Regions from separate parts of the Homo sapiens genome. Here region 2 is linked to region 1. Evidence: chromatin contacts called from ENCODE Hi-C data. All regions are on one chromosome and are shown on one strand. The core of a region is the stretch at or near the end of the contact, and the rest is flanking DNA. Distances in the headings are between cores, read along the strand shown. Region 1 holds the start of REXO2 (RNA exonuclease 2). Region 2 holds the start of NXPE1 (neurexophilin and PC-esterase domain family member 1).

The links. A loop is a pair of places that touch in the nucleus more often than their neighbours do.
Region 2: a loop to region 1 is called in a map of PC-3, with 5 times the contacts of the local background. The contact joins the promoter of NXPE1 here to the promoter of REXO2 in region 1. A Hi-C loop is called at or near these places in 3 of 168 maps with a recorded cell type or tissue (Caco-2, PC-3 and endothelial cell of umbilical vein).

What each region holds. Positions count from the first base shown.
Region 1 is chr11:114,435,328-114,441,705 of GRCh38, reverse strand. It overlaps REXO2 (RNA exonuclease 2), which reads right to left and starts at 2,239. Exons shown (of 7, transcript NM_015523.4): 1 at 2,031-2,239; 2 at 967-1,050. The coding sequence starts at 2,177.
Region 2 is chr11:114,557,018-114,563,395 of GRCh38, reverse strand. NXPE1 (neurexophilin and PC-esterase domain family member 1) reads left to right here and starts at 3,515. Exons shown (of 9, transcript NM_001395504.1): 1 at 3,515-3,598. It also overlaps a transcript of NXPE2 not described here.

The DNA of each region.
Region 1 (6,378 bases), core at 990-3,489:
ACGAAATGTATCCAGTGCCAGTAACATATCAATGCTACCCTCTAGGAACTTATTTTAACAAGACTCTCTTTTCCACAAACATCCCTACTTTGTTCCTATTCTGGAGTTTCTGGCTCTGAATACTGCTGACAGTATAAAACAGAATTATTCAGGGTCAGGGATTTCACCCCCTACCAGATGGTGTCACATCCTTATTAAATGTTTCATGAGTGGCTGAAATGCAGCAGGTGTGTTTTGTTTTGCTAAATGTTTCAGTTGGAAGTAGCATGCAAAAACCTTAATCATGCCCAATCTGTCAACAACAGAACACTTTACGGGTGTGCACTAACAGAAATTCTAAAATCTTAATACTGATCTAGAAGAATCACATGTCCTAGTTGAAAAGGCAGAATTGTAAATATGGAGTCAAGTTAAAGTCAAGGTTATGATATAAAGACGCAAACATTGGCACGAGTCACCAAATCTGATGGGAGGACAGCTGGCTGTCCTACTTGTTAGGAGCACCTTACTGAGACAGCCTGAGTTAAACTCTTGGCTCCCCCAGTAAACAGCCACTGGGACCTCAGACAAATTACCCAACATCTCTATGCTCAAGTGTCCTCATCCATCAAATGAGCATTATAACAATAACTAACTTATAGTTGCTGTGAGAACTAAGAACAAAGACATATAAAGCACACAGAAACTGTAGCTGGCATACAGTAAGCGCTCAGTAAACGACAGAATTTATGTTTCTGTAAATTTCTGGCATGGTTAATTAAAAAATAATGTTTAATTTTTAATTTTCACTAGGCTGTGAGATGGATTACTTTGGTTCTAGTACCACCCCTACCATGACCTAGCACATTACCTTAACCCATATAGACCTCAACTTTCTTATTTTTTAAATAAAGAAGCTGGAAAAAATGATGGTTATATTTCCAGTGCCCTTTAAAAAGTATGACTGTATTACATGGCATCACGTACTTCAGCCAAAATGTTGAGATCAGAGTCAGTTATCAGACAGGCCATCTCAATAATCTGGTCCTTCTCAATGTCCAATCCTGTCATCTGCAATTAAAAATAAATATATAACACACACAAAGCCATCATTCTGGCCTCTTTTACCCAAGTTTATTTAACAGGAATTCCCTCAAACATAGTCAGCTTGTAATCCATAGCCGAAACAGAAGAGAAAGAATGCTCCTCGGGCAACTACTGAAGGTACTAAACACGAGTCCTCGTTTATTCAACAAACATTTACCAAGGGCCTGCTATTTGTCAAGCACTGAGATTCTACTCCGGGACAGATGCAAAGTAAGTAAAACTGAGTGCTGACATCACTCAGTTTTGGAAGAGTTGGATAACTACCACCACCACGTCTCTGCAGAGTTTACAAAGTTTTCACATTAATTACACCACTGGACCTTCACAATCTAATGGAAAAACTACTGTTATTATCCTCACTTCATATAAACTGAGGCTCAACGGTGGGAGGAGCCCTTGTTTCGGGCATGGAAAGCCTGAAGGGATAGGAACTGGGTTCTGGTCTCAACTCAGACTCTCACTAACAGCACGACCTTGAATGAGTTGAATCCTTTCTGTGGGCCTCAATGTTCTCACTTATGGAATGAGGGGTAAGGCTGAGTCATCTCCGGAGTCCCGTCTGGCCCTAACAACCTAGGGTCCTTTAAGGATTTAGTTGGGGGAAGCTGGGAACAGAGCCGCTGCCCCCGCCCCCACTCCAGTGACCCAAGCCCAGAGACGCCAGAGCGTTAGGAAAAGTCCACATCTGGGCGGAGGGGTAGGGAGGAGAAGAAGCCACACGGAGGACTCCTCCCTTGTGGAAAGAAGCCCTACAGCGCAGCACGGCGCCCAACACCCGCAGGACTCCTGCCTCCGGACTTGCCCTGCACCGCCCGTGGCCGGCCGCGCTCACCTGCCACACCTGAGACCCAGACCCCCAACGCTCTCCCAGGACGGGCTCGACTCCTCGGTTCCACGAGCGAAACCTCACTCGCCTCCCCAAGCCCCCCGCCGACCTCACTCACCTCCAGGTCCACCCAGACCATCCGCTGAGCCATGCTCTCCCCTGCCGCCATGGCTGCGCCACCTTCGCGGACACCTCGGGCCCCGAACCGTCCGTGACTCCCACCTACACCCCGCAACAGCCTGGAGCCCAGGGAGCCGCCTAGCATCACCCGGGACCAGCAGCCACGGCCCCAGTCTCGCAGCCGGCGCTGGCGCAGGCGCAATAGTCGCTAAACGTCGCAAACCCACGGGGAGGCGCACGAGCTGAAACCACACGTCCCAGCGTACGGTGCGCCGGCTCGCCCTCAACAGCCTGGCTTGGCTGCCGAAGGGAATGATGGGACTTAGAGTCTCACCTGCGGTTGCGACCAGATGCCCCACCCCCGCCACGTGTTTTTCTGGTGTTACTGGACGCGCTTGTTTTTCACTGCTAAGTTTGTTTGCTTCCAGGAGTTATTTCCTGAGTTTTGGTTAGTTGTAACCGCGCAGTTAAAAAAGAACTCTTACTTTGGTTGGTTGGAAAAGAGCTGATTATCTCTGTATGACATTTTTTTCATGTATATCTTTCCTTCTTTGCATTTCTTTTTCTTTTTTTACTTACCTGCCCCTCTATTCCACAAACTGGATATTTTCCTCATTTATTTGGGACCAAGAGGCAGTGTGCTTTTGGGGGCCAGAAGGCCATTAACATTATCATCAAATCATTTAGAAATATTTAAATAAGATCTTGTCTGAGAAATCATTTAGCACGTATCAGGTGTTCAGTCAAAGTTAGTTACCTTCCTTCTTTTTCTTATGGGAAAGCGGTCCAGATCCAGACCCAAAGAGTGGGTTCTTGGACCTCCTGCAAGAAAGAATTCAGGGCGAGTCCATAAAGTGAAAGCAAGTTTATTAAAAGTAAAGAAATAAAAGAATGCCTACTCCATAGGCAGAGCAGGGGCATGGGCGACCGAGTATACTTACACTTATTTCTTGATTATATGCTAAACAAGGGGTGGACAATACCGGGAACTGAGGGTTCTCCGCTTTTAGATCATATAGGGTAACTTCCTAAGGTTGCCATGGCATCTGTGAACTGTCATGGCGCTGGTAGGAGTGTCGTTTAGCATGCTAATGTATTGTAATTACTGTATAATGAGTAGTGAAAATGACTAGAGGTCACTTTGTCATCTTGGTTTTAGTGGGATTTGGCCAGCTTCTTTACAGCACCCTGTTTTGTCAGCAAAGTCTATTGTGACCCGTATCTTATGCTGACTTCCTATCCCTTCCTGGCACTTAGAATACCTAACCTCCTAGGAATGCAGCCCAGTAGGTCTCGGTGTTATTTTACCCAGCCCCTATTCAAGATAGGGTTACTCTTCAAATGCCTCTGACAATTTGGCCAAGGATTATCCCTTATTTCTTATGAAATGCGGCCTGCATTTCAGTTCACCTATTAGGTGTCTGCATGATGACAACTTGCTACTCTGTTCTTAAAAGTTCTCAAAGTTAAATTTCGTCCTCCTATAACAAATCTATGCAGCAAACTAACTTAAAATGAACTAAAACAGTTCTGCCTGCTCTGCCATCTTCTTGGGCTTTGATCCAGGTGTCTTTAATCTCCTGCAATGACTGCTATAATGTCTATCATTTCTAGGAGTCCAGGTGGCCAGCATCAGGACCTTTAGGCCCTGGAGTGTCAAATTTTGTGAGTCTCTTAAATCTTGGCTATTCAGTAACAGATTTGTGGCAGAGTGCCGCTTTGTCACAAATATCAATCTCGGCTTTGAATTATAACCTCTATGTATTTTTCTGAAAGCCATATTGCTACTCATTACAGAGCTTGTGGTCCATCCTACCTGGTTTTATGAGAGAGAAACTTTGTTGCCTAATAGGAGCTTTAAGGAAAGTGTAGGGTACTGGATTTCACCTTCTACTGATTTTGTGTACCCAACCCACCACCTGCAAGGGCCTAGAGAAACTCTTTGAAGGGCCATCAAAAGGTATGCACAGATTATACACATAAAGACTTACTGTGCACAATGCGTATATATTTTACCTGCATTGCCTGATGTCGCATTGTTTTACTATACCTTTTTACTCATTTGTGGCCTACTTTATGAAAAATGGTGTGCATTTCTTCTTTAGTTTTTTCTTAGCTTTAAACTCAATTCATAGAAAGTAGAGTCAGTTGAGGCCAGGCACGGTGACTCACACCTATAATCCCAGAACTTTGGGAGGCTGAGGCGGGCACATCACGAGGTCAGGAGTTCGAGATCAGCCTGGCCAACATACTGAAACCCCGTCTCTACTAAAAATACAAAAATAAACTGGGCATGGTGGTGCATGCCTGTAGTCCCAGCTACTCGGGAGGCTGAGGCAGGAGAATCGCTTGAACCCAGGAGGCGGAGGTTGCAGTGAGCTGGATCACGCCACTGCACTCCAGCCTGCACAGCAGAGCAAGACTCTGTCTCAAAAAAAAAAAAAGTAGAGCCAGCTGAAGTACAGAAAACTTTATCAATTGGGCTTTTTATTATCTTCTTAAAGTATTATGTATTTAAAATTTTAAAGAACACCATTTTTTTCGACTTTACTACTGGAATAATGTTTCTAACATGACATGGCTAAGGACACACAAACCCTTCCCTCTTTTGAGAGATAACTACTTTTTTACATATTTTTTAATTTTTATTTTTTAAATTGTGATAAAATATAGATAATATAAAAATTTACAATTTTAGCCATTTTCCACATAAAGTAGGGGTCCCCAACTCCTTGGCTGCAGATCGGTGCAGACTGGTACCAGTCTGTGTCATGTTAAGAACGGGGCTGTTCTGCCAGAGGTAAGGGGCGGGGGAGCAAGTATTAGCACCTGAGCCCCGCCTCCAGTAAGATCAGCAGTGGCATTCGATTCTCATAGGAGCACAAACCCTGTGTTGTGAACTGTGCATGCGAGGCATCTAGGTTGCGTGCTCCTTATGAGAATCTAACTAATGCTTGATGATCTAAGGTGGAACAGTTTCATCCTGAAACCATTACTCCCCCACCCCCATCCATGGAGTAATTATCTTTCATAAAACCGGTCCCTGGTGCCAAAAATGTTGGGGACCACTGGTATAAAGCATGGTGGCATTCAGTACATTCACATTGTTGTGCAACCATCACCACCATTTATCTCCAGAACTTTTTCATCTTCCCAACTGAAACTCCATCCCATTAAACATTAACTCCCCGTCTCCACCCAACCACCACTCCCAGCCCCTGGCAACCACGATTCTACTTTTTGTCTCTAAGAATTTGACTACTCTACGTACCTCTTACAAGTAGACTTATGCAGTATTTGTCTTTTCATATCTGGCTTATTTCACTTAAACTGTCATCTCCTCAAAGTTCATCCATGTTGTAGCATGTGTCAGAATGTTCTTCCTTTTTCAAGCTGAATAATATTTCATTGTATGTATGTATCACATTTTGTATACATTAATCCATTAATGGACACTCTTGTTGCTTCCACCCTGTGGCTATTGTGAATATTTACATGGTTTTTAATTTTTATTTTTATTTTTATATTTTATTTTATTTTTGAGACAGGGTCTCACTCTGTCACCCAGGCTGGAGTTCAGTGGCATGATCACAGCTCACTGCAACCTCCATCTTCTGGGGCGCTCAAGTGATGCTCCCACCTCAGCCTCCCAAGTAGCTGAGACTATAGGCACAGACCACCACACTGGGCTAATTTTTGTATTTTTTGTAGAGATGAGGTTTTACCACGTCGCTCTGGCTGTCTCGAATTCCTGGGCTCAAGCAATCCACCCATCTCAGCCTCCCAAAGTTCTGGGATTACAGGCATCAGTCACTGCTCCCAGCCCTAATTTTATTTTTTATTGCTCCCTTCTTACCAGTGACTTTCCCAGACCAGTTTTGTTCTTCCCAACTTCTGAACAAAGATCACTGTGATAATCAATCCACAAGTGACCACCCACTTCCCTGGTCCCTCTTTAGAGTTATCCCAAATCGTATCTTTAAAAGTCCTTCTCAGCCAGGCATGGTGGCTCACACCTGTAATCCCAGAATTTTGGGAGGCTGAGGTGGGAAGATCACTTGAGACCAGGAGTTTGAGACCAACCTGAGCAACAAAGCAAGATCTCATCTCTAAAATAAATAAATTAACTTAAAAATTAAAAAAAAAGAATTATCCAGGTGATATAGTTTGGACCTGTGTCCCTGCCCAAATCTCATGTTGAATTGTAATCCCCAGTATTGGAGGTGGTGCCTGGTGGGAGGTGATTGGATCGTGGGTGTGGATTTTCTCATTAAGAGTTTAGCACCATCGCCTTGGTGCTGTCCTCATAACAGTGAGTGACTTCTCGCAAGATCTGGCTTTTTAAA
Region 2 (6,378 bases), core at 2,266-4,765, 120 kb before region 1:
TAAATGACTGGAAGTAAATAAGAAAATGAATGAATCAATAAGTAAATTCCCTATATGACTCATATGAGGAGAAAGTAAAATTTCAGAAAAGCTTCCTGAGAGATAAAAAGAGAGATGAGGGATTAGTGACAGAAAATATGACTCACCCTCTTATTTGCCCTCATCTTTATTGCCTCTTGTACTGAACATCTCTTGCTGAATTGTGACTAATATTCCTACTTCCAGAAAGAGGGCCCCTCTTTTCCTGGAGAACTGTACCTTCCCCACTTTATAGCATGCTACTGAGACTCTGAGACTCTCAATCATGTGATTTTTGCCTATTTTTGGTGCCTACTGGTTCATCAAAACACTCTTCCCCCAAACCCTTCATAAGTGATTGGTACTAGCACAGTTGATTAGAGTTGTTGGTTTTTTTCTGTGACTTAATATAAATTCTGAAAAGAAATGGGTCTCTCTCATTCTGAGATCTTGAACACCAACGACCATGTATGGCTTAAGCATGTTAGGACTATCTTGCTGCATTATCTTGAGAGCAAGCATCTCTAAGAAAATAGGACAGGAGAGCCTACAGGCTTAGAGAGAAGCTTGATTACATTGTTTGAACCACAGATCGAGCCTTATCTGAAGCTAGATTAATTCCTAAGACTTCCCACTCATATGAGTCATTAAGTATACTTTTTCCTTTAGCTTGTGTGATTGGATACAACGACTGAAAGAGATAATTTACTTCTGTAAAGTCAACTTGACTCTGGATAGTAATAAATAAGAGAGATTACAGATGCAGTTGTGAAAGTTGTTACAGAGTCTAGGAAAATGGCATAATTAAATAGTCCCAGGATTTATGTTTGATATCAAACAGAACTTGTTGGATATCCTGATGAGAAATATGTAAAATAATAGTATTTCTGTCTTTTCCTATGATTCCTACTGAAATCAGTAAAGGTGGACACAGAGTTTAACAGAGACAGCCATGAGGTATGACCTCTCCACATATCATATGGAAGCACTGAGAATGTGTGCAAGGGCTGGGAAGACAGAGCAGTGCTGTGCATAATCCCCAAGAGGGAAGAAGAGAGCATGGACTCTCAGAAGACTGGATATTGGCACTCAGCACCAGGAAATATTTCTAACCACTCTCCCAGAAGAAAATGCAATAAATAAACCCAACATTTACAGGGAGGCTAGCAGAAAATTTCAAATGCAAAGATGAACACATAACCAAAAATTACCAATCATTTGAAAGAGACTAACACTTGAAAGAGAGGCATAAAGCACAATAATCAGAAGAAATTGACATGCCAAGAAAACAAAGTTAAAAGGACAGTTGATACAAGAATTTAGAATAAGTGTGTTTAATTACCAGACTGATGTGAGAGGATATTGCAGCCATACTTAGAGTTAACTAGATATTTGTTAAATTTAAAATATGATACGTGAAATAAAGAAAAACTTGAGGGACACACTAAAGTTCAAAATGAAAACAATAAACTGGAGAAATAAAATGTTAACTCAAGAATTCTTGCAGAATACAGAATAAAAGGAAAGTGTGATCAAAATTATGAAAGAAAAGTTAACAGATATTAGATCTCAGGTCTAATGGGCCATTAAAAGCGCCAAACATGATGAAGATAAAAAGATCTGCATAAAATTTCATAATACCAAGGATGAAGAGAAAAATGCTACAAAGATTCACAATTATACTAACTTTGACATCAGACATTTCATAAATGACATTGGATGCATGAAGAGAATGAAACAGTATCCTCAAGGCTAAGAAGAAAAATATTTTTCACCTAATTCTATAGCAAGTAAATTTATCATCTATTTAGGAAGAAAAAATATGTACTCAGTCTAATACTGGTCCCCTCTGAAAGAGCTACCAAAGACTTTACAAGATAAGAAACAAATTGAGTAGTGAGGAGTAGGTTTTAGAAACAATATTGGTTAAAGAAACCAAGGTAACAAACAATATTGCCTAATTGTGAGTGAGGCAATATGTTCATATGAACTGTTGACACATGCAATAACTTGGATGGACATCGTGGACGTTACGCTGAGTGGGAGAAAAAAGCCAATCTCAAAATTTACTCCCATGCATAAATAGTAGTAGTTGGGGTGGTGATAGTAGTAGTTGCTAATTATTTAGTGCTTAAACTAAGTGTCAGAAACTGTTTTTAAATGTTGTACATGTATTAATTCATTTAATCCTATGAGTACTTAGCACAGTACTAATAATACTTGTGATCTTCAAAACTAAATCTTACAAATTGGCACAGGGTCTGGGCATCCAGGCTTAGAAAGAGAGATGAAGTTAGATTTATGTTACAGAGCTGAAGTAACAGTCACATGACAAATATGAAGGTTCCAGAGGGAAGGGCATGAGGCATGAGAGAAAGGTCTCCAATATGTAGTCAGTAAAATATTATTCAGCACTAAAGAAATAAGCTATCAAGCCACAAAAAGACAGAGAAACTGAAATCCGTATCGCTAAGAGAAAAGCCAATCTGGGACAGCTACACACTGTATGATTGCAGCTATGTGACATTCTGTAAAAGTCAAAACCATGGAGACAGTAAGAAAACCAGTGGTGACCAGGGGTTAGAGGGGAAAGAAGGATTAATAGGCCTAATTATTCATATACACCCATATATTCCCTTTCATGTTACAGGCATTTGGCATAGCAGAAGTTACAGCAACATTTACTGTATTGGTGAATTAAATAATGTTTATGATAATGACGAGTTAATGAACCATATCCCCTTTCCCTAACTCAGAGCAAATAGTCCTTCCCCATTTATTAGATATCCTTTTCAAACCGATAAAAGATCCAGCTGGGAAAAGTGGCTCATGCCTGTAATCCCAGCACTTTGGGTGGCCGAGGAAGACAGACCACTTGAGCCCAGGAGTTCAAGACCAGCCTGGGCAACATGGTAAGACCCCATCTCTACAAAATACAAATTAAAAATATTAGCCAGGTGTGGCAGCATGCACCTGTAGCCCCTAGGCCCAAGGCAGAAGGATGGCTTGGGCCCAGGAGTTCGAGGTTGCAGTGAGCTATGATCACGCCACTGCACTCCAGCCTGGGCAACAGAGCAAAACCTTGTCCAAAAAAAAAAAAAAAAGAAAAAAAAAGAATTCTCAATCACCCACCAGTTCTCTGCATGGTGTCCACTGACAATTTGTTCTCTTGTTTGGAGTTGTCGTGAGACTTCAGATTTTCTGAGGAAAGCCTATCCATAGAGTCACTTGGGGTATTTTTACACTATGACTTCAAGGACCACAGCTGTTTCAGAACTAAGAGGTTTTCCATTCCCAAGGGTCACCAGTAACATGGAGAGAGAAGGAATCTCAAAGAATACCCGAGTAACACCCAGTTAACAGAGGCTGTGGAATTATCTAATTGTCAGTTAATTGTACTACTGTTTATTGCCTCTTCAAATCTCCACCCCAAGATAAGCCAATTTACGAGGAAAACAGACTGATGAAAATAAATGTGTTCACAGACAAGGAACAAAAACATTTTACACAGCCACAAGAGCCAGTTAAGAACTCACAGGTACTTTTCCAGCCACCCAGATAGGAGAGATCATTAAAACAGGTGAGTAAGCAAAACTATGGAGACTGCCTTTCTCTATTTCTAATCTTGCCAGTGGTCAGTGGAGGGCAGGGAAGAACAAAGCAAAAGAAATTAGAAAGACTGTGTCTGCTGAGGGGTTCTCTCAAGTCAGAGAAAGATAAGAAAAGGGAGAAAGCTCAGAAGAAAGTGTGGGAAACAAAAAAAAAAACTGATAGTGAGAGCCTCTCTTACTGACAAGGATAGGCTGGTTTTGACGGTGAGACAGCATCAAGATAAAATATTTCTCTAATAACCAACCAGCAAAAGTCCCCAGTGCTTTGTGGGAAGCAAGCATGGATACAGTCACTCAACCTAACATCTAGTTGGAGAGAGGAAGAAGGACATCAAAAATACCTGTTTACAACTGATATTTCTTTGCCTTGTTTTATGTATGACATTGTTTGGGTGGAAAATGTATGAATATGTCACAGGAATTCAAAATACGGGAGAGATCGTTGTGGTCTAGAGTTATGCTGGAAAGTTTCCTGTAGAGATTGCCCCTGAGCTGGGGATTCACTGACTATAGAGTCTAGATTGGTGCAGGGGCAGGCCACCCCAGGTGGGCAGTAGGATGAGTCATAAACAAAGCCAGAAAAGCAGGAAGGATTCTTTTTTAATTTTTGTCTTTGAGTATGTGTGTATCCATGTATTGTGCTTTGTATGTATATTTTTAATTTACATAAAAATGTGATAAAGATTTATGTTTATTTCTTTCTTCACTTAGAGCTGTTTTTAAGAGCTCTTCATATTACAGGTAAATCTAGTGAGTTGTATCTAACTGTTGGATAGTATCCCACAATACACATCCACTACATGTTTCTTAACCATTTCATAGTAATACATATTAAAGTCTATTTAATTCCCTACAATTACAGCTATACATATAATCAACTGAAAACAAACTTTGTATGTGATTCTTTATGGACCTGACTGAGAAGTCCTCTGTGATGTATCCAGAATGAATTGCTTGGACATAGGGCATAGATAAACACAAACTAACAGAAATATTGCCATTCTGCTTTCAAAACGATCATGTTAATTTGTACTCTTACATAGCACAGCAGAGTTATGTATAAAGATCCAATCTATATTGTGACCTAGTTCAGCTTAAGTCCATAACAGGAGGATTGTTTAGCTTTAGAAAATATACGAATGTAATACATCACATTTAAACATAAAAGTTTAAAAATTCATATAATTACCTCAATGAATCAGAAAAGGCCTTTGTCAATAACTCAACTTCCATTAGTAATAGAAACACTTCACAAACTTTCTTAAAAGAGAACTTCCTCAATCTAATAGAAGGCATTAAGAAAAGCAAATATCACAAATCCAACATCATATATTTAATTACACATAGTAAAATGTTGAAACTAACTATGAAAACAAGGCAAACGTACCCAATATGGCCACTTCTAATCATCTTTGTTCTCTATGTGTGCCTATATAAAAGCACTATTAAAATAAAGCACTTGCATTTCTACACATCAGCCACAGATATTTGTTTGGAAAATGAAATAAAAAGAAAAACATATAGAATGTGCATATATATGGATATATATATACACACACACATAAACACATATACATAGATGTGTGTATAGTTTATATTTATAATTATAAATAAAATTTATGTTTCCCAAAATAGTAGACTTGCTTATAGTCTCCTTTTGAGAGCAACTAGAAAAGCTAGAGGATGTTATATTTGATCTGTTAAGCGTCAGAGAGCAACTGGGGCAGTGAGGGGTTGAGAGATCTAGATTCTAGAGAGAAAGCAAGAGAGGAACAAAGGGCAGTTAGGGAAATAGAAGGAAAATGAGGTAACATATTCAAAGTGCTGATGCTTTTAACCACCAAAAACAAAAATAAATAAATAACACTTGTCAATCTAGAATTGTATAGCCCGCAAAAGAAACCCTCAAAATGAAAGCAAAATAAGATTTTTTAAAATGTAACCTTGAGAATTTGTCACTAGAAGATGTCTTACAGAATATTAAAGATAGTTCTTGAAGCAGAAGATAAATTCTCCCAAATGACAGTAGAGAACGGCAAAGAAGAATGAAAAAGAAGGAAACTAAATGTACAAATATAAATGAACAAGGATTTTATATATATATATATATATATATATATATATATATATATGTATTATATATAATATATTGTGGTGTTTTAAATATTCCTAGAATTAAACCAGTCAGTGGTGAGTGCCTATAGTCCCAGCTACATGGGAGGCTAAGGTAGAAGGATCACTTGAGCCCAGTAGTTCCAGTCCAACCTAGGCAGCATATTTCTTTTCCATCTCTAAAAGAAATAAAATAAATATTTCTAGAACTGAAATGCCTGACTATAGCAAGAAAATGTGAAAGAGTTAAATGTAAATGGAGTACAGTTTTCTAAGGTCCCTCATTTCCTAATAATTAGTAAAAGTACCAATTTATATTAGACTTCATTAAGTCAAAGATGCATATTGAAATTTCCAAAATAGAGTAGAAATTATTAAAGTAGTTTTTATAACAAGCTAAATGAGAATGGAAATAGAATAATTTTAGAGTTTTTGACTAATACACAAGAGGTCAAAAAGGGGGCCGGGCACGGTAGCTCATGCCTGTAATCCCAGAACTTTGGGAGGCTGAGGCACGCAGATTACTTGAGGTCAGGAATTCGAGACCAGCCTGGCCAACATGGTGAAACCCCGTCTCTACTAAAACTACAAAAAATTGGCCAGGTGTGGTGGCTCACGCCTGTAATCCCAGCTACTC